4 separate regions of the Homo sapiens genome follow, and regions 1, 2 and 4 are each linked to region 3. The links are chromatin loops, found by intact Hi-C in ENCODE. Cell type or tissue: A673. All regions are shown on one strand. Links, peaks and the distances in the headings refer to the core of each region. The heading gives the core; the rest is flanking DNA. Region 1 overlaps CPE (carboxypeptidase E). Region 2 has its middle 150 kb from the start of LINC01179. Region 3 overlaps TLL1 (tolloid like 1). Region 4 has its middle 19 kb from the start of TMEM192.

Region 1 (7,886 bases), core at 2,737-7,736, 600 kb before region 3:
AAAGTAAAACCAGGAGTTGAATCCAGTTTCTTTCTCCACCATTGCAAGGCTCTGTTGCAGTGGTCCCTATAGCTTGCTATGGCCTCCTTTGAATAAAGGCTGCTCTAAAAAAAAAAAGAAGAAGAAGAAGCAAAATCAGCATAGGAATTCTTTTACACATGTCAAATATCCATATACTGTAATACCTTACCAGGGACTGTCGTGGAATAGATCCACTGATGTCAGATGGTGATTAAAGAGCACTCATTCCACTGGATTCTTTTTAAATCAATGGATTCCTGCTGCATGTTAGCTTAAAAAGGTATTTTCCAACAACAAAAACTAAGGATAAGCAGTCCACGATGACTCTAGAACAACTTTGGTGGGAACCCCTACAGAATGTCTCCTTTGAGGAGAGCCGTATTTGGATGGATCTTCTGAGAGCAAAGTTAACTGAAAAGTATGTTTTTGGATAGAGGAAGTAAGATGGGACTGATTGGGGTGTTCTCCACTTACATATCAAATACAGTGCTTTTTATTTTAATAAATATTTAATAATCTTTAAATGTTTAATAATATTTGTCTTAATACTCCTTAATACAGTGCTTTTAATTTTATGTATATAGTTTTTCAACTAAAATGTATTGACTAGTTTCACATCCCAGGCATTCTGTGAGGCACTGGGGATAGTGACCGTCCTCAGGAAGGCTTCACACGAGTGCTGTCAGAAACAAGAATACCTAATCACAAGAGAGGAGGAGAGCTGGCTGAAAAACAATAAAAGCTTAGCTACAAGGAGCAATAACAGTACACAGAAGGGGACCTAACCGAGTCACGGGAGTTTGGAAAAGGCTTCTTGGAGCCGGGCTATAAGATTTACTAAAGTTGATGCCAATAAGATCATCACTGTGATCAACAATTTAAAAACATGCTTAGCTGCTGTTTAAATCATCTCTTAGTTCTTGAGAAAAAAAATAATACAAAACAAATAAAACACGTCTTCTTACCATCAGGAAAAAGGAGATTTGTCATACTTATGGTAGCAGGTGGGCATGCATCCAATTCATCTGACAGTAATATCAATTTATATATAAATAAGCTAAAAAGAAGAAGGTTAAAGTTATACAATCCTATTTTATGCCACGCAAAATAAGAATTTGCTCTGTCCACAGATCCATGTGATCTACCTTGATATGGCATTGTCATTAGGATGCAAACTGTGTCTAAGCAGTGAGTGGTATTTATAACCAGCTCATCTAGCTTGCATCATAGAACACTCCAGTTTAGGAAAACAAAGGCTGATGAAAAATCAGTGAGGGCTGCCAGAAGTTCTGTGTTGTAATTGTTGTCTTGACAATGGTGGTGATTAGTAATTGAACACCTGGGCCTAAAATCTAAGCTTGGACTAGTTTACAACTCATGGAAAATAGGTGATTAGGAGATCTATTTCTGTAATTGTTTGAGAGGAAATCCCTTGCAGAGTTTTAAAGAGATGTTTGCAGGGACTAGAATTGTAAAGCTAATTAGAGTAGAGAGTCTGCTAAGGAGAAGAGCCTCCCTTCCACTCAGTAGCTTTGAAAGAGTCTAGTTCTCAAAATTCTCAAAAAATTTCTTAAAGAATGGTTCATGGGCCAGGCGTGGTGGCTCACGCCTGTAATCCCAGCACTTTGGGAGGCCGAGGCAGGCAGATCATGAGGTCAGGAGATCAAGACCATCCTGGCTAACACGGTGAAACCCTGTCTCTACTAAAAATACAAAAAATTAGCCGGGCGTGGTGGCATGTGCCTGTAGTCCCAGCTACTCCGGAGGCTGAGGCAGGAGAATGGCATGAACCCGGGAGGCGGAGCTTGCAGTGAGCCGAGATCACACTACACTCCAGCCTGGGCGACAGAGCGAGACTCCGTCTCAAAAAAAAAAAAAAAAAAAAAAAAAGAATGGTTCATGGGCACCTGCATTAGAATCACCTAGAGTTCTTATTAAAAATGAGTTTCCTCTCCTACCATTGAATCACACTCTCTGCAGGGCAGGACCGAAGTATCTTCATTTGCAGCAAGCTATCTGCGTGACACTAAGTACATGAGGGTTTAGGGGCTATAAACAGTCCTAGCAAAAATGGAGAATCTTCTGGAGGCTTTTTCAGCCTTCGCTGAAACTGAGATGTCCTGGAATCTGGGGAGCAATCATTGCAGGCACCGCAAGTGTAGTAAAACAGCTTCTCCAGGCATGAGTGAAATTTGGACTTTCGTGATTTCTTTTGCAAAAGCCATACAATCTGAATTTTCCAGTCTGAATTCATGGGGGAGTTGACACAGCCCATACACTTCTACTGAGATTTATTACTACACTGGAATTTTTCAAACAGAAAAGTTGACATATCACAGACAGACATTTACTTCTTTAACTATTTGTTAAACTGCATATTGCACATATTGCAATATAAGTCTTGGATTGCAGAAGCAGAAAAAAGTAAAGCCATGAATATTAACCTAATATATTTCTGCCTAATACAGGCAAATAATATGTTCTTGTAGTGATTGATTTACTTACTTTACAATGATGTGGGAATTAGAACCTTTCTTTAAGGCTTATGCTATTGATAATTTCAGGATTATAGTGCCTCAAGAGGAATAAAGTACTTGGGTAAAGCCTCTTTTATCAGCTAGCATCTTTCTAAGTTTTATTGAATGGGGCCTCATTTTAAGAAATTTAGAGTTTGGGTCTCTATATATAGCCCTTTTCTTCTTCTCTACACTTTTTCTGATTTTTCATCTTTTAATTCAGAAAGTTAAGTTTTCATGTTTCATGTTTTCCAATGGCTGAATTTCAAACTCTTTTCAATTTTGGTTGGCTTATTAGTTATGGAGAAAAGTTAGAATTGAATAAATCTTAAATTTTTAAAAATATATTTACTCTACTATACTGGTTGCCAATAAAATGATCATTATTACTGTTTCCTATTTGCAACATTAAAAAATTACATGTTATTTTTATAGGGTGTGAGAGTTTTCTTTTTTTTTAAGAAAAATGGCACACACAAAAAATATTGCTGGTAACAAGGCACATCTTTTTGATAAAACAGTGTACCACTGCCGAATTTATTCTTTGATGACAAAGGATTACAGGAGACTTATCTGTCTTCTGTAGGGAAATAGTCAAGTATCATAAGTAGCGAAAGACAATTTATTTTCTATAGCCCGATTGAGTGAGGCACAACCTGAGCATTTGGGAGGTTGGTGCATATTTTGTTGAGTAATCAAGTTTAATGCATTACGATTTGATATTCTAGATGCAGTACTTTCTTAAAGACCTGAAGCGACTCTGTCACTTCAAACACATATTGACTTAGATGAATTGTCTTTCCAAAATAAAGAGAAAAGCAGTTTTTGTAGTTTGCAGTGTATTAAATAATAGCCAGTTGATGACTACAACTTAATTTAGGGGGATTATTTTCAATGGCAGCTCTCCCATCTTCTTTCTAAATCAACATTCTATTTTCTGTTATGAGGCTCACTACTCTATTTTCAGCCAAAATAATGTTAATAGATTTAATGCAAAAGCAGTCACAGTATATATCTTTTTATCCAGAATGAGCTAATATTAACAGGCTTTTATTATGATATCCTTGTTAATTGACAGTAGCCATATAATGAATACACAGGTGACCAAAATTGAAAGAGAGTAAGTTATGAAATGCACTAAGACTAGAACTTTACACATATTGGAGCAGGACGAGCTGCAGACAAAACCCCTCAGACACCGAGTTAAAGAAGGAAGGGCTTTATTATTCAGCCGGGAGCATCGTCAAGACTCATGTTGCAAAAACCCAGCTCCCTGAGTGAGCAATTCCTGTCCTTCTTAAGGGCTTACAACTCTAAGGGGGACCGCATGAGAGGGTCGTGATCAATTGAGCAAGCAGGGGGTACGTGACTGGGGGCTGCATGCACCAGTAATTAGAACGGAACAGAACAGGACAGGGATTTTCACAGTGCTTTTCCATACACTGTCTGTAATCTATAGATAACATAACCGATTAGGTCAGGAGTCCATCTTTAACTACCAGGCCCAGGGTGTGGCCCCGGGCTGCCTGCTTGTGGATTTCATTTCTGCCTTTTAGTTTTTCCTTCTTTGGAGGCAGAAATTGGGCATAAGACAATATGAGGAGTGGTCTCCTCCCTTAATATGACACTTTTTAAAATGATTTGGAAGGTACTAAAATCTTTTTTTTGGGAAGCAAACAAGACATTAATTTTCACTTATCTATTTAGGGAAAAGCAGAATAAAATGCACAAAAAATTCAGTGGCCTTTTGTGCATGTCTTGATTCTTAAACAATGGGGGTCTACGGTATTTGCTGGAAAATAAAGAGATGCTTGATATGAAACATATTTAAGGCCATTTCTATAAATTTATAGGTCATATTAATTTTTTGGTTATTTTTGACCTTCACAGATACACCGAGGAGTTAAAGGATTTGTCCGAGACCTTCAAGGTAACCCAATTGCGAATGCCACCATCTCCGTGGAAGGAATAGACCACGATGTTACATCCGGTGGGTCTTTGCCACAATTGGAGGCTCTACGTTATGTACAAGAGCATAATTACTAATTATCATAATTATAAGTCTTATGTTCTTCTAAGCAAAACAAATAGCTCGTATCTCTACAGCGTTTCTCAGCTTTGATCTGGTGAAGTTTCCTTTGTGGGCTCAGGTCAGGCGGAGTGAGTGGAGCCCAGGGCGGCTGCTGCGTTAGAAATCCGGGTGCAGCAGATGGCGCCCTTTCCTCAGCTATCTCGCCCCAGAGCTGGGAGGTGGTGCCACAGGCTGCCGATTCTTCGCGGTTCTTCAGGCAAAGGAAAAGGAGCTGCTGGAGTTAAAATACCAGTGACTTTCTAGTCTCTGTTAAGAAGTGCTAACGAGCTGCGAATGGGGAGACCGAAGGAGGGAGCGGAAAGAGGAGGAAGGAAGAAAACTGCTGCGGGTTGTGTGTCTAAAAATTCTCACACAGTTTTTCATTTAATCCGTATAATAAATCCGCAGGGATTCAAGGTTAAACAAGAGTTTATAGGATTGAGGTGCGATGTTAGTGACTTCCAGGTTTTGAGCTCCATTTCCATTTCCCCAGTTTGAGGAAAATGATGCATTTTTCTGGCAAGTCTACCTACTCGCATTAATAAACATTGATCCAGGTCATTTTAGTTTGTCATTTGTTGGGATCTTTTCAATAATGACAACTTTTTCTTTTTAGCTGTAAACTCTTTACAATTTTTTTTAGACTTTGTGACAATTAACCTTTAACTTATGTCCCAAACCACTCTGTACCATCAACTCTTTCTTAACCTTCACATTTATAGCTTGGATTAAAAAAAAATCTTTAACATTTGTCCTCTAAAACTCCATTCATTCTTCATGTATCAACAGCCCACTAGGTGCCAGCCAGTATGCCAGAATCTGTGCCAAGATGTCAGCCCATGTAGCCCCTTAGCCCTTAGCTGAGAGGGTGAAACCCAGCGTTAGTATCCCTGCCACAAGAAACCTGTTAGCCCTAATATGTCATACAAATATTTTATTTTCTCTACATTCCATGATGTGAAATGTTTAGGAAAATCTAACCTAGGGAATAAACACGTGGGAAGAAATTAAATCAGAGGAGGGGCTCTAGAATACTCCAGCTTTTCAGGGACAAGGTGATAATAAGAAGGAACCAGCAATAGAACTGACGGTAGAAAATGAAGTGTGTTGTACTGAAGGTAGAAAATGAAGTGTGTTGTCCTGGAGGCTTTGAAGTGCTTCAAGAAGAAGGGAGTGAAAAAGCGTTAATTAAGATGAACCTTGTGAATGAATCCTTGGATTTAGCAGTTCAGAGGATCTTGAAAAAATCTGTTCAATGGAGTGAATGGTGGGATCCTGATTGGACTGGGTCCAAGACAGAATAAGAAAAGAACCATTCTGAGATTGAGAACATGAACAAACCTTTCCAGAAATTTTGCTATAAAGCAAAAAGACAATTGAGGCACTAGCTGCAAGGAGATGTAGATTTAGAGGTAGATTTGATGATACGGTGATGGGGGCTTAATTTTTTTGACTGTACCTATTTTTGCAATGAAATAAGATGTAAAGTAACAACTGGGAGGTTGAACAGGATGTGTAGGGGTGTTAGGAAAAAGGAGAAGGTGTGAAGTGTCTACGAAAACCTTGCTCTTCAAAGTGTGGCCTCTGCTCGCAACCTTAGCATTGCCCTGGGGCTGGTCAGGAATGCAGAACCTGGGAGCTGGAATCAGATTTTTCATTTTACCAAGTTCCCAGGTTTGCACCCAAGTTTGAAAATCACTGACTTAGGTAAATGGGAGATTGAATGGACTAGGGTGCCCAGTGTATTCTAAGTCTTTAGAAATCTAAATTTCTAACTAGGACCTCAGAGATCCTACAAGGGCTACCTTTGGCCCACACTCTGTGAAGATTCTCTGACCAGCAGGTCTTCACCTGGCAAGAATCAAAACATGATGGCTGTATGTTCTGACCCTGCTGCTTGGGGAATTCATCTGTCTTTTTACCTGTGTTGCTCCTGATGTGATTAGAAGATCTATGATCGTACGAGGTTTATTAGACAATTTAACATTGATATCTATAAAGTAGCTATAAGAAATGAAGCCTGTAAAGAGAGTTTCACACCCTATTCAATAAAATTTCATTAAATTCCCTATATATTTACTTTAAAAATCGAGAATCAAAAAAGGTGAACTGAGCTAGACTGGGTATTCCTTAGATGGCATAATTATGCATTGTGTAATTCTGCATATTTCATGTGCTTTGTGATTTGATATTCTGCCTTCCTACAGCAAAGGATGGTGATTACTGGAGATTGCTTATACCTGGAAACTATAAACTTACAGCCTCAGCTCCAGGCTATCTGGCAATAACAAAGAAAGTGGCAGTTCCTTACAGCCCTGCTGCTGGGGTAAGTAATCATAATAATAGCCAAACGCTATAATAATAATTAAGCATTTATCATTGTCAGGCATACTGAAGTGATTTATATTTAATCTTCGTACTAGCCCTATGAGGTAGGCAACATTGTTATCTCAACTTAACAGATGAGAAAACTGAGGCTTAGCAAAGTTAATATGAAGCTCTATTACCATTTCTCAGTTTTTGAAGAGATTTACAAGAAAATGAAATAAAACTTTAAAAAATTAAATTTTTATTTGCTAACCTTGATTTCCATCTCAATGGGATTATGTTTCATTTGCCTTTTTATCTTTAGCACCTAGCGCAGTGCCTTTCTCAATAAGTATTTGAAAAAAAAATGATGCATATAAGAAAATTTTAGGTGGTAACCAAACACTTATTTAGCATATTTTATGTGCAAGGCTCTCTGTGCTAAGTAGTATCAAAAACCATATCTTATTTAAGTAGATCTCATTTGTTTGTTAGGAAGGTGATGGTGATAAGACCAAAACTTCTCTTAGAGCAGAATTTTACTACTACCTTTGTATTATATGCCTGGGACCGTGGGAATACCTGTAGGATTTCTTGAAAGTCTAAAAAGCTTACTTGAAAAGAATTTATTATTATTTTTGTTTATGTACCCAAAACTTGGAGTATAAATGCTTGATTTATGCAAACAAAATATCTTGAGTTTTTAACTGGTATATGGTTTTGATTGTGTGCATGTATGTCTACATTGGGCTGTATATGTATTAAAATCAAGAGGTATATTTGGGTAACTGAAACCTGGAAAAAATGGCCCTGGGAACAAGTTGTAAAGGTTCAACTATTTTGATCCTTTGTCTTTCTGGCATGTGTTAGTGCAAGGATATAGTCAGTGTAATCACGATCCAAAATAATCAGGCGTTTAAGTGGCCAAATCAAGAAACTCTTAGTTCCATCTGGGATGGGGCCTGAGGGGA
Region 2 (7,886 bases), core at 1,720-6,719, 560 kb before region 3:
TTAACAGTCTTCTTTCTTGGAGTGATCCTCTTTAGGTAAAAACTAAGTCACTTCAGTTGATTTTAATCTCTCTCTTTTTATGGTTTCAGATTTTAGATTCGGCGGTACATGGGCTTGTTTTTTACATGGGTATTACATGAGTAATGGTGGGGGTTGGGATTCTAGTGTATCCATCCTCCAAATATTGGACATTGTACCCAGTAGGTAAGTTTTCAACCCTCACTCCCCTCCCACCCTCCTCCGTGTGGAGTTCCCAGAGTCTATATTCCCCATCTTTTTGTCCATGTGTACAATTTATTTAGCTCCCACTTATAAGTGAGGACATGAATATTTGATTTTCTGCTTCTGTGTAGTTTATACAAGAAACAATTATTAGCTATTCACCCAGTGCTAGGTACAGTGCTAGGCAACAGACTCTCTAGGAGATCGTGGGGCACACGGGCCCCAAATTCTAGTCCCAAATAATACAAGATAGTAGTTTCTGTAAGTGAGATTTGTGCAAAGTGCTATGGGAGCCCAGAGGAGTGGGTTGTTAAGCAGGCTGGGGACTAGCAGAAGCCTTAAAGGAAGTAATTATGCGCAGGCTGCAGGACAGTCACTGCATTCTTCAAAGTGGAGACAGAGCTATTATGTTCTCCACTGTCGGAGGTGAAGTGATTATGTTTCTATGGGTAGGGAAGCTAGTCATCTGCTTGCTTCTCATCTATCCTAGCTTTTTATACCCATGGGAACTTTAACATTGCTGTGAAGATATGGTTAGAAAAAAGCTCTATACTATATTGTGCTCAGTGCAATAATGGGATTAATCCTTGTTTGTATTTGGACCTGAAGAAACAAAGTGAAATGCTTAATCTTTGAATGTATCTTTGCTTTTTACAATCCTCTTTTGTTTCTGTGGAAACAGTTGTAGAGCAGTGTTTTGGGAGATGCATATTGAAAACAGACATTTAACACTTTAAGACAATGTTTCCCAAACTTACTTGATCTTGTACCTATTTTTTTGCTTAACTGATTAACATCCACAGCACCATTTGAGGAGTGCTGATCTGGAGTAATAAACTGACTTTTCCGTTTGGGATCGGGACACTTCCTTTTGTTTGTCTCTATCTGTGTGTATCCAGGTGCACATACTGAGTAGTGATGATTCGGTGTGTGCTTCGTTGCTTTAGTGGATGTGTGCATGTGGGTCCAAGCATCAATCTTTTACCACTAGAGGCCATATACTTAGGTGTGCAAACATGTCAAGACAGATGTGCTCATTCACACTGCTGATTGTGTGTATGCACAGGTGCATGTGGCGTGTACATGTGGCCATCTTTGCAACTATCACAGCATGTTTACCAAAGATTCCAGAACCAATATGTGATAGGAGCTAAATATGCACTTTGATAAATGAACTTGAAGACTCCATTTTCCTACGAAATGGAAAACTTCTTTTCGAGAAACAGTTCAATTCAAGGTTCTTGGAAATAGCTAATAAGTTATTGGTAACTTTAGGGTTACAAAATTTATCTCTGAAGATTTACCAGTTCCTAAAGTTATTTCTTTTAAGGGGTATTTATGCTGTTTTCCACACTAAGTATGGTTCATTTTTGCGTATTATGTATTTAATTCAGCAACAGATATTATTGGATACTATAGTAGTTATCTACTGTGGGATAATAAATTATACCTGAGCTTAGTGGCTTAAAACAACACACGTTTACTATCTCATAGTTTTTATGGGTCAGGAATTTGGCCATAGCTTACCTGAGTCTTCTGCTTCAGGAATTCTTACAAGGCTGCAGTCAAGGCGTCAGCAGGTCTGTGGTCTTATCTGAATACACAGTTGGAAGGATCTGCTTCTGAGCTTGAGCAGGTAATTCTTAGCAGGATTTAGTTTCTCAGCTCAGGAGGTGGGTTGAGAGTCTCAGTTCCTCACAGGCTATTGGTGAGACCCCATCACTCTTTCTGCATTCTGTTCATGAGAAGCAAGTTACTAGGTCCAATCCTAACACACACACACACACACACACACACACACACACACGGGATTACATAAGGCATGATGACCAGGAGGTGGGAGTCATTGGAGGTCATTTTGGAATCTACCTAATACTACAGATACTATATGCTGGCTTCTGTAAACGCCTCATATAACATAGTGTTCATCAAGAAAATGCACCTTTAAAAAACGTCATTTCTGGCCTGGTGTGGTGGCTCATGCCTGTAATCCCACCACTTTGGGAGGCTAAGGTGGATGGATCATGAGGTCAGAAGATCAAGACCATCCTGGCCAACATGGTGAAATCCCGTCTCTACTACAAATATAAAAATTAGCTAGGTGTGGTGGCGCGTGCCTGTAATCCCAGCTACTCCGGAGTCTGAAGCAGAAGAATTGCTTGAACCAGGGAGGCAGAGGTTGCAGTGAGCTAAGATGGTGCCACTGGACTCCAGCCTGGCGACAGAGCAAGACTCGGTCTCAAAAAAAAAAAAAAAAAATCAATTCTTAAAAAACATCTCCTATTTCTTCCATTTAACCACTACCACTCAGGCCTGGCCCTTTTGCCTTTTGTATCTGAACTTTGTCAGTGGCCCCCTAATTAGACTCCCTGACTTCAGCCTTGTCTTTCTTATTGCTGCCAAAGTAATTTTCCTAAGACCTGCCCTTTTCAACCTTAAGTGGCTGCTTCTTTCTGAGTACGCACTGTTTTTCAACTTAAAAAATCATGTACTCTTTGACAAATATAAAAATTGCATCTTTTCCTTTACTATAAATTGAAATTTCAAAATAAATATCATGAGAAAAAGAAATAAAAACAACGATATTTTGCTCCAATTAAGCTGTTAAATTGAATTTCACTCACTTTGAGCATGAAGTCCCTGCTGTTTAGCCTGGTTTGCAAAGTCCACCACAATCTCCATCAGTCCTTCCTTCTTAATACAAGCCTTCCATTCTAGTACACTGGTTTTTCATTATTTTGTGGATATATTTTTGGTATTTTGTGCTTTTGAACTTCTACTCCTTTATTGTAAAATATTTAAAGTTATACATAGAAATGGAAAAAAAAAACTCTCATGTTACTTCCATCTGATTAGGATGTCTTTTCGGAGGAGGTAATCTATGGTTAAAGGACACAAAACGGATGGAGAAAAGATGCTCTGAAATGCACACAAAGGCTGTAGGTATTTAGAAATCTCCTTATTGCTTTATGCATAGAACAGGGTGAAACACAAAGGGAACCATTTTAAAACAATCTTTTCCTCAAACACTGTAAAAAAAAAGACATATTAGTATGTAATGACACATGTAATGATAATCTCCTTAACAAACATTTAAGATCAACTTTATTTTACAATTTTGCAACAAAGACAAAGTAAAATAAAATTAGTTAATTACTTGTTACTTACTAAAGAATTACCTAAGTAGAGAAGGTTCAGTCTCTGATTTTGGAATTTCTATGCCTACCTTGCCTACTGTTCCTTCTTAGAAATCTATACTGTGAACATGCGCTACTCATAATTCTAGTTATCCTACTCATGAGAAGCACTCATTTTATGCCCTTGAATAAAAGAAGAAGAGAAGTTATTGCTTCTTTGATGGGAACAGATTTCTAGATGATAAGGCCTGCACTGCCATTCTCTCTTTGCTCTCGTAAATGTGCATCCATTCTGAAGAGGTTTCCTGTGGAAGTTAGAGAACTTCTTGTATTTCAGAACTGTCCATTTCAGATGTTAGCCAGACAAGGTGATCTTACAAGTGCACACCACCAATTCCTCCGTGTTTATATAAGAGGCAAGTAAGGGAATGTATTCCAATTTCTGTATCATATGGTGTTTTTCTTTCTATGTTATCCTTAGAAATAAATGTGGAAATTATTGAGGAAAAGATAAAACCAACCAACCAGACAAGTTACTTTTTTAAAATCACAAATGAAGTGTGATGAGAAATGAAGGCAAATAAGCTAGACAAACGTTTGGCAGAAAGGGTATAGTTCATTTCAGATTTTACTGGCTTGTTGAGTGTGCTAGAGTGTACTGTAATCCTGAAGACATTTTTTTTTCATTTTCCACAAAAGGTAAATAGCCTTTTCCAGGGACTTGAGGGTCAGTTGAGTGTAATCATATATATTTATTAGAACATAAATAATTTTATAAAATGCAGCCATTTTATGATTATAGTCAATGTCAGGAAATAAGCAGAAGTATTTTTCTTCACATACATCTAGATGGAAAGAAGTTGCTCTATGCCTCCCTTTTACTACAGTGTTCTCACAGCTCCTCTGGATTGAAGTAAATGGGAAAGTTTTTGAGGTCCATCTGACATGAGAAATCCCCTGATTACTATGAAGTCAGAAGTAGTGGAGAGATTAACGGTTTATAACTCCCAATAAAGCATTTCCTTCATAAGTCTGATTAAAGTGATTTATCAACAAAAACTTACTTATAAAAGTTGCGTGTTTGATAGACAAACATAAAAATTCAGTTTTTCATGCTGGGACATGTCAAGAACAAACATTCGTCTATTAGGGTGCCCCTCTCAACTGATGGAAAGGGACCTTGACAGGCTAGATAAGCTACTTGGGGATTTTGCCTTGGACAGCCTGTGTTCGTCTTTCAGCTGTGTAGGTAAGTCATACATTTTGTGGTCACTAGATGGCAGTATAACACCAATGAAAAATCTAGGAAAACCAATTTTTCCCAACTTCAAAGCAAGTTTAATGTATTTTTATGCTAAGGCAGTTTTAAAAAGACTCTCCAGAGTATGCTAGGAGTAAAAATATATAAACCTATTTTTTAAAAGTATCAAACCAAATTATTCTTAAGAGTGAAAAATTGTCTGACTTCCCTTTTAGCCTTCAGACAATTCAGATTTGTAACTTTGTTTATGTATCTGGAATATTCTGAAATAATCTTGTAACATTCTTTTTTCTTATTCCTTGAGGAAGTTTTGATACCTCCCAGATGCAAACAAGTGAGTGAAGAAAGATGATACTATTGTAGTCACACGAAAGAAAAAAGATAAGAAAAAACACACCTCAAAACCCACACAAATCGCGCCTACGCATAAACAACCCTTCTCAATTGTACTCAGGCATAACCATCTATATATTTGCCTTAAGTACTTTGTCACCTATGTGGTTCTTATTTAGGTTTTCTGTCTATTTCTAATGTATCTAGCAACCCTTTATTGCTTCATCAGGGCACTTTTTCCAGAAGATGATCTCTTTGTAATGCTGTCACAAATATGGAGCCTGCACTAGAATCCAATGCTAACTGCTTCTTGGTGCAGTTTATTCATTCAACACATATTGGTAAGCATCTTCTAAGTAATGGCACTGACATGGTTAGGCTTTGTGTCTCCACCCAAATCTCATCTTGAATTGTGATCCCCAGGTATTGTGGGAGAGATCTGGTGGGAGGTGATTGAATTATGGGGGCAGTTTCCCCCACGCTGTTCTTGTGAGAGTGAGTGAGTTCTCACAAGATCTGATGGTTTTATAAAGGGCTCTTCCCTCTTCTCTTGCTACGCACAGTCTTTCCAGCCTGCTGCCATGTAAGACGTACCCCTTCCCCTTATGCCATGATTGTAAGTTTCCTGAGGCCTCCCAAGCCATGTGGAACTGTAAGTCAATGAAACCTATTTTCTTTATAAATTACCCAGCTTTGGGTATGTCTTTATAGCGGTGTGAAAACAGACTAATACAGGCACTATGCAAGTTGCTAGGGGATTAGTGGTATGAAGACTCAGTCTCAGTTCTTTGTTACTTATAATCTAGCAGAAGAGAGACATTAAGTAATCTCATAATTAACAAAATTGACCAATTACAATGACGAGAAAGGCTACAAAGAGATATGTTAAGTGATTTTATAATGGGTGGTCTGATTTGATTCACTCAACAAATACTTATTAACTGTCTACTCTGTGCTTGGTACTATTCTAGGTGCTGGGGATTCATCAGTGAGCTAAGCAGATAATGATCCCTGTCCATGTGGAAATATATTTGAGCTGGGGAACACAGAAAACCCGCAAAATAAGTGCTATGGAAAAAATATGAAGACGGGATGTGAGAGAAGTGGCACTGAGGAGGAACCTGTGACTTTGACTAGTGTAGTCACAGAGGGTCTCACTGAGAGGATGTCATATGGCTTAAAGCTTTAAATAAAGGAGGGAAAGAGCCATGTGGACATCGGAGGAAGAGCTACTCTGGTTAGAGAATAGCAAATGCAAAGACCCTAGAGCAGGAACATATCTGGTGAGTTCAAGGAACCTCAAGGAGGTTAACATAACTGGAAGGGAATGAATACAGGTCTAGGGGACTTGGCCAAAGTCCCTTAGAGCCTAGAATTTTAGTCAAAGTCACAGGCTCCTCTCAATGCCACTTCTCTCATGTCCCTTCTTCATATTTTTCCGTAGCACTTATTTTGTGGGTTGTCTGTGTCCCCCAAGGTAATGGGAGGCAGATCATGTAGGACCTTACGGCCATTGAAACGTCTGCTTGGACTAAGCCAGAGTCATGGAAGGTTTAGAGCAGAGATGTGACACCGTTTTATTTATGGCAGAATCACTCTGACTCTTGTGATTTAAAATATTTTAGGGGTCAAAGAGGGAAACCAGGAGACCAAGATTCCCGGAGAAAGAGATTAGTAGCTTGGACCTTGTGGCAGCTATCGAGGCATTGAGAAGTGGTAGAATTCAGGATGTCTTTTGAAGCCATCCTGAAGGATCTCCTGATGGGTTGGATGGGGCTTAGGAGACAGAGAGAGGAGGCATAAGTGACTGCCAGACATTTGTCCTGACCAACGGAACGGTGAAACAACCATTAATTGAAATGGAGAAGACTGAGGGTAGAGCAGGTTTTTGGGACAAAAATCAGGAGTTCAGTGTTGGGCATGATAAGTTTAAATTATGTGTTATCAGGCCGGGCGCACAGGCTCATACCTGTAATCCCAGCACTTTGGGAGGCTGAGGCGGGTGGATCACAAGGTCAGGAGTTTGAGACCAAACTGACCAAGATGGTGAAACCCCGTCTCTACTAAAAAAAAAAAAAAAAAAAAAGAAAAAAAAGAAAAAAAAAAATAGCCGAGTGCGGTGGCAGGCGCCTGTAGTCCCAGCTACTAGGGAGGCTGAGGCAGGAGAATTGCTTGAACCTGGGCGGCAGAGGTTGCAGTGAGCCGAGATCGTGCCACTGCACTCCAGCCTGGGTGATAGAGTGAGACTCTGTCAAAAAAAAAAAAAAATTATGTGTTATCTGTCCAAACAGAACGATCTCATTTCAAGTGCAGGAGAGACGTCTGGGTTGAAAGTATCCATTTGGGAATTGGCATCATTTAGATGGTATTGAAAACTACAAAGCTGGACAAGTGAGTGACTTTGGGGTATGTGAGGGGGAGCAGGAAGTCTTCTCAGAAGTGACCTCCCAGCAGGATCTGAAGGATGAGTAAGTTCACTGGGTGGAGAGTGAAAGAAGATCTCTCTCCTCTCAATGGCACCAGGAAGAGATGCTCCATTTTCCACTGACGCAGTGAAGCATAGAGGAGCAGTCTAACCACAGAGACTCTTTATTAGGTACTGGGAAAGTTTCCTGGAGTAACAAAGTAGCTTTCCTAGAATAAGAAAGTTTGAAAGTTCTACAAACTTTCAAATACAGTATCAATGTAGGTGGCAGCCTGGAGTATGTCCCGATAGTTCCTAAGGAATTTCATATACATATGAGGTGTCATTTTTATCTTTGAAAATGACTTTGTGATACCTGTATGTTGAAGCAGTAGAGGCCTTAGGGCAGTTGTCACCAAGTGGTGACAGCATATACCTGTCTTGTGCCCCTCAGCAGAAGCAGAAGCATTTTGGGAACTTGGTGTGTGCTCCTCACGGTAGCTGACCAGGGACGCAATCGAGTCTGAGA
Region 3 (7,886 bases), core at 1,310-6,309:
AGTGATAAATGGCATATCACACCTTGTCATCATGAACTCTGAAAAATATTTTAGAAGTTTTTCCTTTCCGAAGAGTTCCTATAATACATTTCTATGGCCTGGAAATATTTTCTGTTGATGTAAAGTCACTGTGTATGGAAGGTTCTCTGTGTGGGTATCTTTACTATACAAGGGACAGACTTCCGAGATCTCAGCCTGTGAATTAGTCACACCTTTGCTTGTGTGTGGTGGAGCTTTTAGTTCAGGCTGATTTCTGGAAAAGGACCACCCAGCCTTGGCATTTGACCTAACAAGTTGCTACCTATTCCAAAAAGAAAATTCATTAATACCTTAATGAATGAGAGTTGTCTGCATTACTAGAGTATATGTCAGCTATGGAACCTTTGACTAATATGACTCTTACAGACTCAGTCTGATTCCACCAGTAATTTGATAAAGAGCTGTAGCCAGTTGGCACCAGACCAGCTGTCAGTATGGCCCCCAGCACACCAGCTCAATGCTACTTTGTGTGGTGTTGCTCCGTTCTGTTAAGCAGATGTTATGATTTAGGCCAGACGTCCTGCGTTTCATTAGGAAGAAAAATAGTCACCTATTTATCTCATTCATTCAGTCTTCAATGGACCAATCAACGGACTGAACATGTGTGGTCTGTAAACTCTGATTCCAGCTTTAGCCATTACTTATAGCAAATACTTTAGAATGCCACTACCTCCAACTTTCTTAAAATACTCTCTTCTATGCAGCAGGTTTCCCTGGTTCTTTGCTCTTTATATTTACAGATTAGTGACTTTAAATCACAATCAAAAGAGATACTTGCTCAACATGCAGTGGTTTTCAGATATTCTTTTCCTGAACCAATGTTTTTCCTCTTGAAATAACATTATATTTATAATTCAGAAGCTTAGTTTCATATTTAGTAAAGAACTCTAGGTGCGGTTAAGCCAATTTTCTCATAGTGGTTTCCTATCAATTACAAACTGATGTTAGGAGTGTATATATGTACACAATGGTAATAGAAGCAGACTGCTATTTCATGAGAGGCAGAAAATGAGATTTAGTAGGCCCTGTCTGTAGAATTTTCATACTTGAGGTTGGCCATAAACGTCAGCTAGGTTTTTGGGTAAATACATTGACAGGTTTATGCAAACATCCATATACTTATTCAGAATCTTCTGCATCCTACGCAATGTGTGTACTCCACTGGGTTACAGAGATTAACAAGTGACACATTCCTTCAGTTATCACCTGCTTTGCATGTTGTGCTTCAGGATAAATAGACTCTACTGATGTCTCCTTGTTCACTGTATTTCCCTACGCTGTCTTCTCTTTCCAGTGAGATTCTTTGTGGTATGTTCAGTCTTTTTGTACTAGCCAGTATCTTTGATCAAATGAAGTAAGCCTTCCTTTTCATCCATAATGATTATAACAAACAATTACTCTAATGCTTATTGGTTATAATTTTTTTTATTTCTACTTTTTAAGTAGAGTGCAGTGGAAAGAGACAAAAGAGAGATCAGCTTTTTTTCCCCCTTTTCTTTCTTCCGTTAAGTAACTCCATTCCTTTCTTCTACTCCCTAGTTAATATGAATTGTTTATTTCATTTCTTTCCTCACTCCTCCGAAGTCAGAAGTGATAGTGGGTGATGTAGTGTGGTATGGAATAGACAGTGGATTCACACTGAGACAGAGCAATTTTTAGTCTCTTTTGTTTTGTATGTCTTCAATTAGACTGAACATTATGATCACTTCAGTAAAACTGTATCAAAGAAAATAAGTATATTAAAATTTATGTGCCAATATTTTGTTGGAGGGATTATAGCAAATTAACAAAGTTTGAAATATATTTCATACTTTTTCATGTTTATTTGCTTTATAATATTTTAGTTTTCTTCTATAGACTTAAGTAGGAATGGCGGCTTTATTTCTTCAATGTATGATGGTTTTTCTGGGGAAAGGAAAGAGCCTTTGGCAATGGCAAATAACCTGTAATTTATGTAATTATTAATAGCTTGGACAATATTATTTTCAGTCCATCTCAATTAAACTTTGCTTTGTGATCTGTAGTGTGTTATACATTTAATTATTTTTTATTTTAAATGTGCTAAGTCACACAGATGAAAATTACAACACAGGTAAATTAGAATAGTTTTTAAATGTCATAAATAAGAGCAAAGCATTCAAACTCTCCAAGATGTCCAATATTAAAATAAGTGTACCATCTACATGAAAAGTAAATTAAAAATATTCTAGCATTAAGTATTATCAGTGTTTGCTAATGATATGGTTTGTAAGAGCTAAATAAACAAATATATAGTGAAAATTATTCTCCTTTCATTTATGCTATGAAGATTTGTTGCATTTAAGTTTTGTAAAAATATAATAATACTTTATTGAGTTTAGTTTAAGTGCCTAAGGGTAGGATAATGTTCAACGGGTTCTATGATTATCAAACCCAGAAGGACCCAATCTTTTAATATGATTGTTTGAAATTTTCTGATGAATCCTTTGGATTAAATTCAGAATAAAATACCATTTTTTATATTCTGTTTAAATTCTGAGATTGAATTGCAATAGTAGAATTGGTTTTAATAGCCAAATAGTGGAATTTCATATGAAGTTATTACATTGTTTTCCTCATTGTGTCTTTTTAGAGATTACATATTTTATTGATTTCACCTTTCTTAATTATGCTGTAAATGTGTTAAATTATTAGTATGCCCTGAACATATTTTATTGATATGTATTTCTGTCCCAAAAATTATCTCATTTTGAGTGATTTGTTTTTTTTTAAAAAAATTATTTCTTCTTTTTAAAAAAGGCCTTTAGTGAATTTGAGATTGAGCAGCATCAAGAATGTGCTTATGACCACTTAGAAGTATTTGATGGAGAAACAGAAAAGTCACCGATTCTTGGACGACTGTGTGGCAACAAGATACCAGATCCCCTTGTGGCTACTGGAAATAAAATGTTTGTTCGGTTTGTTTCTGATGCATCTGTTCAAAGAAAAGGCTTTCAAGCTACACATTCTACAGGTCAGCAAATTCAAGTCATGCTTCTCTTTTTTGACTGAGATCCAGGTTTTTCTTCTGGTGAATTTGGTTCAATAATAGGATTGTAAATAAATCTCCAAGCATAGCAGATAAAATTTCACTGAAGCACTTTGTGAAATATTTGCAGAACCATACAGCATCCTACCTAAAGATCTTTGCAGTTGTTGAGTTTTAGGAAAACCCTAGTTTCTGTCTGATTTGTGATCAGTGCAGTTTGTTTAAGTAGAACAGTGCAGTTTGTTTAAGTAGAACTGTACCTAAATATTTATACAATGTATTTCATATTAACATTAGCAGTTTGATTTACATGTTATATTTAACAGATAGAAATCTATGGCTTGTTATTAAAAATGTGTGTTTTATCTAATAACCTATCTGATTAGCTAGATTTTACATTAATATATTTTTATAAATAAGTTTAAGACTGATCTATTTGACAGAGCCTCTATTTTTCCTTTGTTTATTTGGTATGCAACATGATCTTTTGCCTAATCCTACTCTCTAATTTACTCTTACAGATTTCGACTAACTGCTCTGGAAATCTTAAAGAAATAGAATTTAATTTAGAAAAATATGAAAAATTTTAGACAAAAATATAGAGTAACATTACTTATAGTTTGGAGACAGTTTAGTTATATGTTCCATAAAATATCTAGAGAATGTGCCCTTTTCATTCAGTTAAGACAGTATATCAGTTAAATGTATATTAGCTAGTCATTTAGCTTATACTGACACCTAGTGGCATTGCTGATGCATAAACGATTGATACACGGGAGAAATTTGCCTTGGTGGAAAACACAGTATAAAAACAATACAAATTCATCCATGAAATAATTTTAGTGAAATTTTGTCATGAATTTCTGCAGATTGTTTTTATTCTTTCACTTGATTTTGTAATTCATAATTTTAACTATTCCATTATCCAACATTATTTTTCATTCTAGTATATTTTATTATGAGCATTAGATTTATATTGAAGTCTGTGATAAAGATATTGTCAGGATACTAATCTGATTAATAATAGTAATCATTGGTCTTCTATCAATAATGCAAATTAATTGCTTCTTATGATTAATATAAATATAAATATTATGGCATGAGGAAAATCTTACATGGACCAGAGAAATGTCAGGCTAATGAGAGATTTTCCACACATTTGACATTTACTCTTTGAATATTTTTCTTATAACTTGTCACCTAATGAAGGGGTGGAAAAATAAAATCCTATTACTTAATCAATATTTCACTGATAGCGCAGAGTTCATCAGATTTTAGAAAATATCGTCATCATAGGTTCCAAGAAGGTAGTGTGAAAATATACTGTCAAAACTGTTTAAATAGCTGATGATATAGTATTTTAAGATTATGTATTTTTTCTTAGTTTTATAAAAACTTACTTTTATACTGTCTCTTTTTACCCCTTGTAAGTGGGATAACTGAGGTTCCATTATGTCCCAGTGTGTTGGTACATCTGGGTTCCTGCTACAAGTGAACCCTTAACTAGCAGGAAACTTTTGAAAAGATCATTTCTTCAGATCTCAGTTTTCTCATCTGTAAAATAATACTCCCAAGGTTACTTACAGCAGTAAAACTCCATAACTCCCTAATTTGCATGACTTCTGCCCGTGCACGCCATTTGCGGTGTTTGCATTATGATTAACATTCCATTGAGATGATCTAATTTTATCTTAATAGAGGTCATGTGAAGGGGTGGCCTGCCTCTCCACACCTGTGGGTATTTCTCATCAGGTGGGACGAGAGACTGAGAAAAGAAATAAGACACGGAGACAAAGTATAGAGAAATAATAGTGGGCCCAGGAGACCGGCACTTAGCACACCAAGGACCTGCACTGGCACTGGTCTCTGAGTTCTCTCAGTTTTTATTGATTATTATTTTCACTATCTCAGCAAGAGGAATGCGCTAGGAGAGCAGGGTGATAATAGGGAGAAGGTCAGCAAGAAAACTTGTGAGCAAAGGAATCTGTGTCACAATTAAGTTCAAGGGGAGGTACTATGCCTGGATGTGCACATAGGCCAGATTTATGTTTCTCTCCGCCCAAACATCTCAGTGGAGTAAAGAATAACAAAGCAGCATTGCTGCCAACATGTCTCGCCTCCTGCCATAGGGCGGTTTTTCTCTTATTTCAGAATTGAACAAATGTACAATCGGGTTTTATATCAAGACATTCAGTTCCCAGGGGCAGGCAGGAGACAGTGGCTTTCCTCTATCTGAACTGCAAGAGGCTTTCCTCTTTTACTAATCCACCTCAGCACAGACCCTTTACAGGTGTCGGGCTGGGGGACGGTCAGGCCTTTCTCATCCCACGATGCCATATTTCAGACTATCACATGGGGAGAAACCTTGGACAATACCCGGCTTTCCAAGGCAGAGGTCCCTGCGGCTTTCCGCAGTGCATTGTGCCCCTGGTTTATCGAGACTAGAGAATGGCGATGACTTTTACCAAGCATACTGCTTGTAAACATTTTGTTAACAAGGCACGTCCTGCACAGCCCTAGATCCCTTAAACCTTGATTCCATACAACATATGTTTTTGTGAGCTCAAAGATGGGGCAAAGTGGCTGGGGCAAAGTGGCTGGGGCAAAGTTACAAATTAACAGCATCTCAGCAAAGCAATTGTTCAAGGTACAGGTCAAAATGGAATTTCTTATGTCTTCCCTTTCTACATAGACACAGTAATAGTCTGATCTCTCTTTCTTTTCCCTACAGTCATGTATTGTGATCCAATGGTAGAGAATGCACTGGGCATTTTAGGCATACACACATAGTTTACATAGATATTTGAATCCTCAAAAGAACTGTATGACATAGATATTATCCTCATTTTGCAGACAAAGACAGTGAAAATCTGGGTGATTAATTTGCAGTTTCTAAAATAGTGTCAAAGCCTGGATTTTATTCTAATTCTGATTGTCTCCAAAGATAGTGTACTTGCTACTATAGTAATACTTTCTCATGTAAAACTTTTGGATTAGGAAGAAAATGAATATAAAACTGTCATTCTTATTAGGTGAAGATTGAATTCTTCTTTATAGAAATATTAAGTAAATCTTTTCAAAATATATAAGTGACTAGGCTCATTTTATTTCCCTGTTTCATTCACAGCCATTCAGATACCCACGTGAGGAACCCCAATCACAATTTGTTAGGCAAAACGGGCCATGGATATTCTTTAAGCCTGCCCTGTCATTTCAGAAATGAGAAATTTGAGGCTAAAACATTTAATGGTAACTGAAATAGCACAAGAAGTTAATAACAGTTGAAATTAGAGTCCTGGCTTCGCAATTCCTGTTCCTTTATTATTCTGAGAATTTTTTATGTTACTTGTTTGTTTTTTCAGCTAGGTTGGAATTTTTCTGGTAGACTTCTTTTTTCTGTTACTTTCTAGTAGTCATACATGCTGAAATACTCTTACTTATGTCTGCTTTTATTTCTCCTCAAAATCTCTTTAACAGGTTCATTTATTCTACTCTTTCATCAAATATTTATTTTGCATCTGCTTTGGACAATGTAAATGTGTGGGAATTTTTAAGACAATAGAAGGGAATCCTGCCTATTGACAGCTTACAGTCTGATAAGTTAAACTTATGATTTTCAATTTATCTTTCAATTTCTGCTGACAAGACAGCCAAGTCCAGTACCGTATCTGTCAGCATTTGCTACGTGTATAAAGCATTTATTCATTATTTACTGTCTTCTAGAATATGGACGGCTATTTTTGATGGATCCTTAAGTATACAGTTTAATTTGCTTAGGTAAATTTATATTTCTGTATACAATTTTAATTTTATGCACAAGAAAAATTTCAAACACTATGAATTTTTGAACTAGGTGATTAGAAATGTTGTAATGTGTAATGATGGCTGCTTTTCTTTACAAGTCAAAAAAAAGTCCACGGAAAATGGACTTAATTGGAAAGAGTTCTTTTTTCCTCTGATAGTTTGCTCAAATTCTAATTCCAAATTTATTTTAATAGGTAACAAACAGTATTACTCCAGTCTTAAATAAGTTAATTAAAGGAAACAAATCTTTAGTAAAGAAAAAAATCCTGTGTCTTTTCTAAGAGGATATGGCTACAAAACAGAAAAACAGGAGAAACATGGAGAGAAAATAATTTTTAAAATCAAAGCATTTTCTCTTGGGACTTCTTTTCTGTAACATAAAACATCATGCTCTTTGTCAATGACATTCAAAAATAATATATTATTAAACTCTTTGGAAAGGAAATTATTTGATCTAAATCAATTAAATTGGAATGTTCACTAAAAGCATTTATAGGTCAAATTACAAGGTATCTCCTGGAGTTTAATACTTTACCAGGAAATAAACAAACCTGTCTTTCCAAATTAAAATGAAGTTCACCCTAGGCTTCTCTTCCCTTCTTGTTACCTTTCTTATTCAGCTTCATTTTCCATTTCTCAGAATTCTGTAAGAACCGCTTTGGCAGCTGTTCTTTAGTTGCTGTAAAAATGCTATTGCCAACATACTAAATAACTGGTTTTATATTTTTCTGACTTGGTAAATGAATAGGTAGATTTGATGAAATCTGTGATGAAAATGTGTTCACCGTATTTAAAAAGCATCTTTTAAAATGACCTATTACAATAAATGACCTATTGACCATTGCTTGAGTGGCCGGGAGGATTCTGGAAAACACTCAGAAGCAATTGCCCTCAGGCTGCCTATTTTATTCTGGAATTTCTCTCAGGGCATATTATAGGTTGGTGCAACAGTAATTACAGTTTAATAAAATCACACCTCTTTTGCATATAGCATTCAAATGTTCATTTCATTCTTTACAAATTCATCCTGTGGACT
Region 4 (7,886 bases), core at 997-5,996, 960 kb before region 3:
AGTTTTTTAGCTTTTGGACTCCTGGATTTACATCAGTGGTTTGCCAAGGACTCTCAGGCCTTTGGCCACAGACTGAAGGCTGCACTGTTGGCTTCTCTACTTTTGAGGCTTTCAGACCCAGACTGAGCCACTGCTGGCTGCTTTCTCCCCCAGCTTGCAGGTGGCCTAATGTGGGACTTTGCCTTGTGATCAAGTGAGTCAATTCTTCCTAATGAACTCTCTTTCATATATATATGTAGCCTATTAGTTCTGTTCCTCTGGAGAAACTGACTAGTGAAGTAACAATCATAAATTCTTTGAAAGCATTTTTTCAGTCAGGCATGGTGGCTCACACCTGTAATCCCAGCACTTTGGGAGGCTGAGGCGGGCGGATCACCTGAGGTCGGGAGTTTGAGAACAGCCCGACCAACATGGTGAAACCCCATCTCTACTAAAAATATAAAATTAGCCAGATGTGGTGGTGGGCGCCTGTAATTCCAGCTACTCAGGAGGCCGAGGCAGGAAAACTGCTTGAACCCGGGAGGCAGAGGATGCAGTGAGCTGAGATCATGCCATTGTACTCCAGCCTGGGCAACACAAGTGAAACTCCGTATCAAAATAAGAAAGTATTTTTTCTCATACGTTACACATTTTTAACTGATGTTTATCTTTTAATGAGAAATCAACAGTGTTTAAGCTAGAGATTCAGAGTTTACATGGTCTAAAAGAAGACCTTTAAAACTTTAAGAGTTTTTCTCATCTATTTAAACCCTAGTTTGCAACATTTTTTCTGTCTGGCCCCTAATAATAATTATTTCCTGCAATCACCAAGACTTTCATCATTCTGCCTCATCCCCCTCAACCAAACTGTAGATACTCTAAGGTGTAACCCATCACGCACAACCCAGCATTGAACACACAACGAATGGTGTTGAATTGGACTCAAAGAAAAACAAGGGAAAAGGTGTAAAAATAAGATACTAATGGAAGATAGGAAGTGAAATCAAACAAAGCAAGAAGGATAGTTTAGAAAGAGAGATATGGCCAGATGCAGTGACTCACACTTGCAATCACAATGCTTTGGGAGGCCAAGGCAAGAGGACTGCTTGAGGCCAGGAGTTTGAGACCAGCCTTGTCAACATAGTGAGACTCTGTCTCTACAAAACATTTTTTAAAGTTAGTTGGATGTGGTGGCTGTTACTGTAGTCCTAGCTACTCGGGAGGCTGAGGTGGGAGGATCTCTTGAGCCTAGGAGTCTGAAGTTTGCAGTGATTTATGATTGTGTCACCACACTACAGCCTAGGCGACAGAGCAAGACCCTGTCTCTAATAATACATAAATACATAAATAGGAGAGAGAGAGAAAGAAAGAGACAGATGGAAAGAAGAGGTGTGGAGGAACAGTGAGGAGAAGGCTGAGGGGCAGTGAAGGGCCAGCACTCATGGTCTTCATGAGTTAGATCAATATGTCCACAGGAGGATCTGTGTGAAACACCAACAGGGCTGGTAGGAAAATGAACAGCGCAGCATGCCCAAGGCAAGGCAGGGGAGGACAAGCCACATCCTCAAACATCCATGCTGACAGTGAGTGGCACGCTGATTCCAGGAGGTGAGCATGTGGCCACGTGGGTGATGGGCTCCTGTCATGTTACTAGAGCACCAATAGCAGTGGATTCATATTTGAGCAGGTTTGCTCTGGTTCTTGTCAGAGCCTTGCCACTTTACTCCCATAACACCCCTGGGTCTGTGGATGATTTCCCATCCATGGCACAAGCATTCAATCCCAACAGCAATCTCCGAATTTCATAAATCATCTAGAGGGAAGAGAGAAAAACAGCTTCTCAGGCCACTACTTGATGGTATACCTCGAGCCTGAGATGATAAGCAAAACAGAAAGTTTTCACCCCAAATTTTAGGGTCCGAATAAAGAAGTCCTTTTTAAGCCAGATGCAGTGGATCACACCTGTAATCCCAGTGCTTTGAGAGGCCAAGCACTTTGAGAGTCTGAAGCGGGACAATCACTTGAGGCCAGGAGTTTGAGACCAGAGTAGGCAACATAGTGAGATCTCATCTCTTAAAAAGAACAACAAAAAATGTAAATCCTTTTCAGAATGTCTACAGAACATACTTTCTTTGATCCCAAATTATATGATATAGATATCTCTGCTTTCCATCTCTAAATGCTTGGACATCACTTATTATTTTAGGGGGTCCTTTTATTCTGAGCACATTTGCCCATAATGGCCTCTCTTTCTCCCAGAGACGATGTGGTATCAGGGAAACAGCATGGAGTCAGAAAACTTAGCTTGAGTCCCAGCTCCTATAACTTACTCCTCTGAGCCTCACTTTCCTTATCTGTACAATGGACAAAATGAGACTTATCTCAAAAGGTGATGGTAAGGATTAAATCCCTTACTCTAGGAACTCATGAAATTTTACCTTCCTTCCTGTCTCCAACCCTCCCACTTCTGCATATTGTAAACCACAGAAGAGAAGAGGTCGGGCAAACACAGTTCTCTCTGTGGGTATCCACCACAGCACTGCATGTAATTAAATACTTGATAAGTGCTTTTTGATTAAGTTCAGCAGCATCATAGCAGGCAAAAAGCACCTTGCTCAATCGCTCTGATTAGATGTTTTTCCTTGGCAGAGGCTCAGATGGCACCAATGCTAAATTCAGAGTGTTGTTTTGGCAAATCATATAACGATGCTTCAATTCATTTTTCCCCAAGATAATCCTCTCTCTTTTAGTTTTTTGTTTTTCTAATTTTGGGAGGATAATTCTCACACCTGTCTTACAGCTCTGCTTCTGTGCCTCTGGACAGTCAGATGTCTTGAATTTGAGGGCCTTTGGTCAATAACATAGTTATGGAACATAGAAACAGGGAAGTGTTGAAGCTGGGGTTAGTCAGAGAGCCTGAAGAAGTAGTGTGTCACTCATTACTGTCACCTGCCACCTCACAGGACAGGAAGAGAGGGGCAGCTATGAAGGTGAGGCTTTCAGAAGGAACCAAGATGGTAGCTGTGATCTTCTCGCCCTTCTCCCTTCCCTAATTTCCACAGGAAACAGTTTACACCAGGTATTTGTAGATTCTGTAGGATTTTCTGAGAACTTGGGCCTTTCCTGGTGGCTTAACTTTTTTTATTTATTAATTTTTTTTATTTCTGAGAGAGAGACAGAGAGTGTCTCACTCTGTTGCCCAGACTTCAGTGATCTTGGCTCACTGCAATCTTGACTTCTTGGGCTCAAGTCATCTTTCTACCTCAGTCTCCTGAGTAGCTGGGACTACAGGCATGCACCACCATGCATGGCTGATTTTTAAATTTTTTATAGGGAGTCTCACTGTGTTGCCCAGTGTGGTCTTGAACTCCTGGGTTCAAGCGATCTTCCCACCTCAGCCTCCCGAGTAGTTGGGAATACAGGCGTGTGCTACCATGTCTGGCTAATGCTTATCTTTTGTTACCTGAGCAGGCCCTGGACGACCTATACCCTTTTCCCCAAGTAGATTATCAAAATGTTTATTTCAAGCAAGCTCAGAGATGTCCCTAGGAGAAAGTATTCTGTGGCATGAAACTTTCTCCATCTCTTTGCCCCTTCCTTCTCCTCTGCTCCACACCACATCCCCTGCACCACTCTAGCAGCTGCTTCCTAGAGTAAGCAATGAGGTTTGGGCAGGATGCAATGCCCGTCCCTATGCTTTTGGGGGCTGCAAACTATCTAGAAGCCTTAGGAGCTGACTTACCTCATGCTAGCTGAACAGCTTGATTGTGAGGTCCCCCAAACCATGTTTGCATTCAGAGGTGCAGTTCTCAGACTTCCCACTGGGTAGCGCTGTTTCTCTTTTTTTGCTTTAGCTATTTGTCAGAGGGAGACAGCAGACTGTCACCTTTTCTCATCAAATAGGACAAATATTTAGTGTTTCTGGCTAAACACTTGGAGATAGATGTTCATGTTTCCTTTTAGTGACATATTGGAAAAGGCTTTATAGCGGATACGAAAGAAGCGAAGTGAGGTATTATTTGAATAGCACTTAGTATGTTTCAGGTATTGTGCTAGGAGGTTGATATATCTAAACATCCAAAGACTGAATTTAAAATATGAGACCTCGACTAATATACCTCAACTATCATCATCATCGTCGTCGTCCTCCTCCTCCTTCTCCTCCCTAATGCCAGATCTTTGAGTGCAACATGAAGCTTTTGCTGTATACCTGTATACAGTCCTCTTTAGGCAGGGAATAGGAGAATGAAGCCACATTGCATAACCAAAATTCTTTAACTGTGAATTTGAAAAGAGACATTCTAGGTGCCTTTATTTTCTCTTTCTCAAGAAGGAGAGCAGGGAAAGGATATTAATATTTATTAAATACCTACATGCCCACCATATATCAGATATTATGCTGCTGCTTTATAAAGGTTATCTCATTAAGCAATGGCTCACGCCTGTAATCCCAACACTTTGGGAGGCCAAGGCAGGTGGATCACTTGAGGTCAGGAGTTCGAGATCAGCCCGGCCAAATGGCGAAATCCCGTCTCTGCCAAAAAATACAAAAATTAGCCGGGCATGGTGGTGGGCGCCTGTAATCCCAGCTACTCGGTAGGCTGACGCAGGAGAATTGCCTGAACCTGGGAGGTGGAGGTTGCAGTGAGCTGAGATTGTGCCATTGCACTCCAGCCTGGGCAACAGAGTGAGACTTTGTTTCAAAAACAACAACAACAACAAGAAAGCAGGTGTTTCTGGTGGGAAATAGTTTTTCTGTTTTCTGAAATTATTTTAAAATTACAAGATTGGGAAACTCAAATAAGATTGCTGTGTTGTCAAAAAAATTGATGTTATATGTTCACGCTTTTTAAAACCATTTCCTTTAATATTGCCTTTATAGAAATGTTAGATCACTGGAAATTTTAAACTAAATGGGAGGCAACAATAAAACTGTTTCATTGCAGAGTTTGAGTCAGTTCATCTAATTTTTCAGCAGATATCATATTCAGTGAGTCTGCAGATTTTAGGGAGTTTCGTTTTTTGCTCCAAGGAAAGAGATTAAATGACCTTTACATGCTTACATAACAGCATAATAGAGATAGGAGAATAATTTCTCTTTTTTTTTTTGAAATGAAAGTTATTGCTTTATTTGTTTTTGTAGTACTATAACATTTTAAGCTTCGCCAATATGGAAAATAAATAATTTTCTGAGCTACCTTTCACTGCTACATCTGAGAATTCTGTGCTCAATTCCTACCTACACTGTGAAGGAATCATTTCATTTGGTTCTCTGCTTTAGGTTTTCTTCAGCCTATCAACAGAAGGTTAAGGAGGGAGTGAAACTTGTTTCCTCAAGAGAGTCTGTCTGATTATCGGAATATTTCCTTCTCCTCCACTATTTTCATGCTAAATTTGGGCACCTGACAAACTTGAGGGTATCTAACGCCTGGTTACAGATATCCCTAGCAATTCAGATGACCTTTTCAAGTACCTACTCCTATTAACTCAATAACAGTGATGAAATCAACCAGAAACAAAGTCCCTTAGAATATAGGTATTGTAAATATTCTAATTTTGCTTCAGCTATTTATGAAACAACTTTTAAGATTTCCTGCCATCTGTTTCTAAAAGGGGAAGGAAAGGGAAATGATTTGCAAGCATTTGAAACATGGTGTCTATATTTAGATTTTGGTTTAATCTCACATTTCTGCAGTATCTTTAGTTGGGGAAGGAAGGCTTAGTTAGTTAGTGTTGCTCCAATTCGTTAGGACATTTCCTCATGGTATTGGAGGAACATGGGATGATTCAGTTTCATGAATCAAGGATTTTTGAGTTCCTCTTGTTTGCGAGGCATCATGCTAGACATCTTCTAGTGTATTGGTATGTTCATTTGCTAGGGTTGCCATTAGAAACTACCAAAGACTGGGTGGCTTACACAACAGAAATGGATTTTTCTACAGTTCTAAAAGTTGGAAGTTTGAGATCAAGGGGATGGCAGAGTTGATTTCTTCTTATTCTTTTCTTGGTTTACAGATGGCGTCTTCTGTCTTCACATGATCTGTGTTTGCAAATGTCTGGGCACAAACACTCTCTTCTTATAAGGATGCCAGTTATATTGGGTTAGGACACACCCTAAAGACCTCATTTTAGCTTTTTTTTTTTTTTTTTTTTGAAACAGAGTCTCACTCTTACTTCATCACACAGGCTGGAGTGCAGTGGCACGATCTTGGCTCACTGCAGCCTTCACTTCCCAGGTTCAAGTGATTTCCATACCTCAGCCACCCAAGTAACTGGGATTACAGGTGCGCACCACCACACTCGGTTAACTTTGTTTAGTATTTTTAGTAGAGATGGGGTTTCACCATGTTGTCCAGTCTGGTCTGAAACTTCTGACCTCAAGGGATCCACCCACCCCGGCCTCCCAAAGTGCTGGTATTGCAGGCGTGAGACACCACACCCAGACTATTTCAGTTTATTCTTTATGAAGTAGATGCTATTACTATTCTTATTTTACAGATAAGAAACTGAGGCTCAGAGAAGTTACATAGGTCTCACATATAAGTGTGTGACAGAACAGTCAGTTAGTCTAACTTCAACAAATACATGTTTGATTTCCATGCCAGGGTGAGTGAGATTGTGTATAACTAGGAAGGCAACAAGACAAAAGGAGTGAAGGAGGAAGGTTTGAAAGGAAGGTTGAGGAGAGATAAGAAATGAATTTTGAGAGGTAAGTGTGTAGTCAGGAAGGGCCTTGTCAAGTTGTAACCTGAGATTTTATCCTATAAGTGATGGGTAGTCACTGAAGTGAATTTATTTATTTATTTATTTTTAATTTCTATTTTTTTTCAGTTGGAGTCTGGCTCTCTGTCACCCAGGCTGGAGTGCAATGATGTGATCTCAGCTCACTGCAACCTCCACCCCCTAGGTTCAAGTGCTTCTCCTGCCTCAGCCTCCCAAGTAACTGGGATTACAGGCATGCACCACCATGTCCAGCTAATTTTTGTATTTTTAGTAGAGACGGGGTTTTGCCATGTTGGCCAGACTGGTCTCGAACTCCTGACCTCAAGTAATCCTTCTGCCTCAGCCTCCCAAAGTGCTGTAATTACAGGCATGAGCCACCACACCTGGCCTGAAGTGAATAAATTTAATATAGAAAGATCTCTCTGGATTTACTCTGATGAGTAGACTTTGCATGTGTGTGCATGGGGTAGTAGGCTATGGGTGGGGTGTGGCAGGAAATACAACAGTGTGTTCAGGGAAATCAGATAGAAGTCTATGGCCAAAGTGCAAATGCGAGACAGTGGTGGCTGACCTACTGGGATGAGTACCATTGGTTGGATGGGGGAGGGATGGGTAAAAGGGAGGTAAAAGGATATTCAGGTATCTGACTGGAGCCATTGATGGTGTCAGTCATGAAGAAAGAGATCAAAAGAAGACGAATAGTTTTGAGAAGGGTGGAAATGACTTCAGTTTTGGACCTGTTGAATTTGGTTACTGGTGAGAAAATCAAGAAGAGATGAATAGTAAGCCATTGGATATATGCTTCTGGAGCTCAGGAAGAGTGATCTGGGCTAGAGATTTAGGTTAGGCAGGCATCAGCCTATAGATGTCAACTAAAACCATTAGAAACGATCAGATGGGCCAGGCACGGTGGCTCATGCCTGTAATCCCAGCACTTTGGGAGACCAAGGTGGGTGGATCACCTGAGGTCAGGAGTTCGAGACCAGCCTGGCCAACATGGTGAAACACCATCCTACTACATATACAAAAAAATTATCTGGCCATGATGGCGGGCACCTGTAATCCCAGCTACTTGGGAGGCTGAGGCAGGAGGATTGCTTGAACCCAAGAGGTGGAGGTTGCAGTGAGCCAAGATTGCACCATTGCACTCCAGCCTGGGTAACAAGAGTGAAACTCTGTCTCAA

The links. A loop is a pair of places that touch in the nucleus more often than their neighbours do. Peaks named below come from ENCODE experiments on the same cell type or tissue, not always from the same donor. Only the 100,000 strongest peaks of a DNase experiment are listed, where the experiment ranks them.
Region 1: it touches region 3 in a loop (5-fold over the local background); 47 of 110 quality-filtered maps call a loop at or near these places.
Region 2: a loop joins it to region 3, with 11 times the contacts of the local background. A loop is called at or near these places in 96 of 110 quality-filtered maps.
Region 4: it touches region 3 in a loop (6-fold over the local background); 13 of 110 quality-filtered maps call a loop at or near these places.

The regions. Positions count from the first base shown.
Region 1 is chr4:165,488,744-165,496,629 of GRCh38, forward strand. It overlaps CPE (carboxypeptidase E), which reads left to right. Exons shown (of 9, transcript NM_001873.4): 7 at 4,428-4,527; 8 at 6,816-6,934. Among named protein-coding and RNA genes, the nearest start is that of MIR578, 110 kb to the left of the region's middle. RefSeq lists a silencer at 4,659-4,828. In A673, for the core only: a CTCF peak has its summit at 4,737 (motif pointing right); a DNase peak (open chromatin) is centred at 4,788.
Region 2 is chr4:165,532,577-165,540,462 of GRCh38, forward strand. No RefSeq gene overlaps it. Among named protein-coding and RNA genes, the nearest start is that of LINC01179, 150 kb to the right of the region's middle. In A673, for the core only: a CTCF peak has its summit at 4,628 (motif pointing right); a DNase peak (open chromatin) is centred at 4,635.
Region 3 is chr4:166,088,311-166,096,196 of GRCh38, forward strand. It overlaps TLL1 (tolloid like 1), which reads left to right. Exons shown (of 21, transcript NM_012464.5): 19 at 2,818-3,031. Among named protein-coding and RNA genes, the nearest start is that of TLL1, 220 kb to the left of the region's middle. In A673, for the core only: CTCF peaks have their summits at 2,922 and 3,790 (motif pointing left); a DNase peak (open chromatin) is centred at 3,771; H3K27ac peaks cover 262 bases; H3K27me3 peaks cover 480 bases.
Region 4 is chr4:165,127,635-165,135,520 of GRCh38, forward strand. No RefSeq gene overlaps it. Among named protein-coding and RNA genes, the nearest start is that of TMEM192, 19 kb to the left of the region's middle. In A673, for the core only: CTCF peaks have their summits at 3,782 and 3,981; a DNase peak (open chromatin) is centred at 3,807.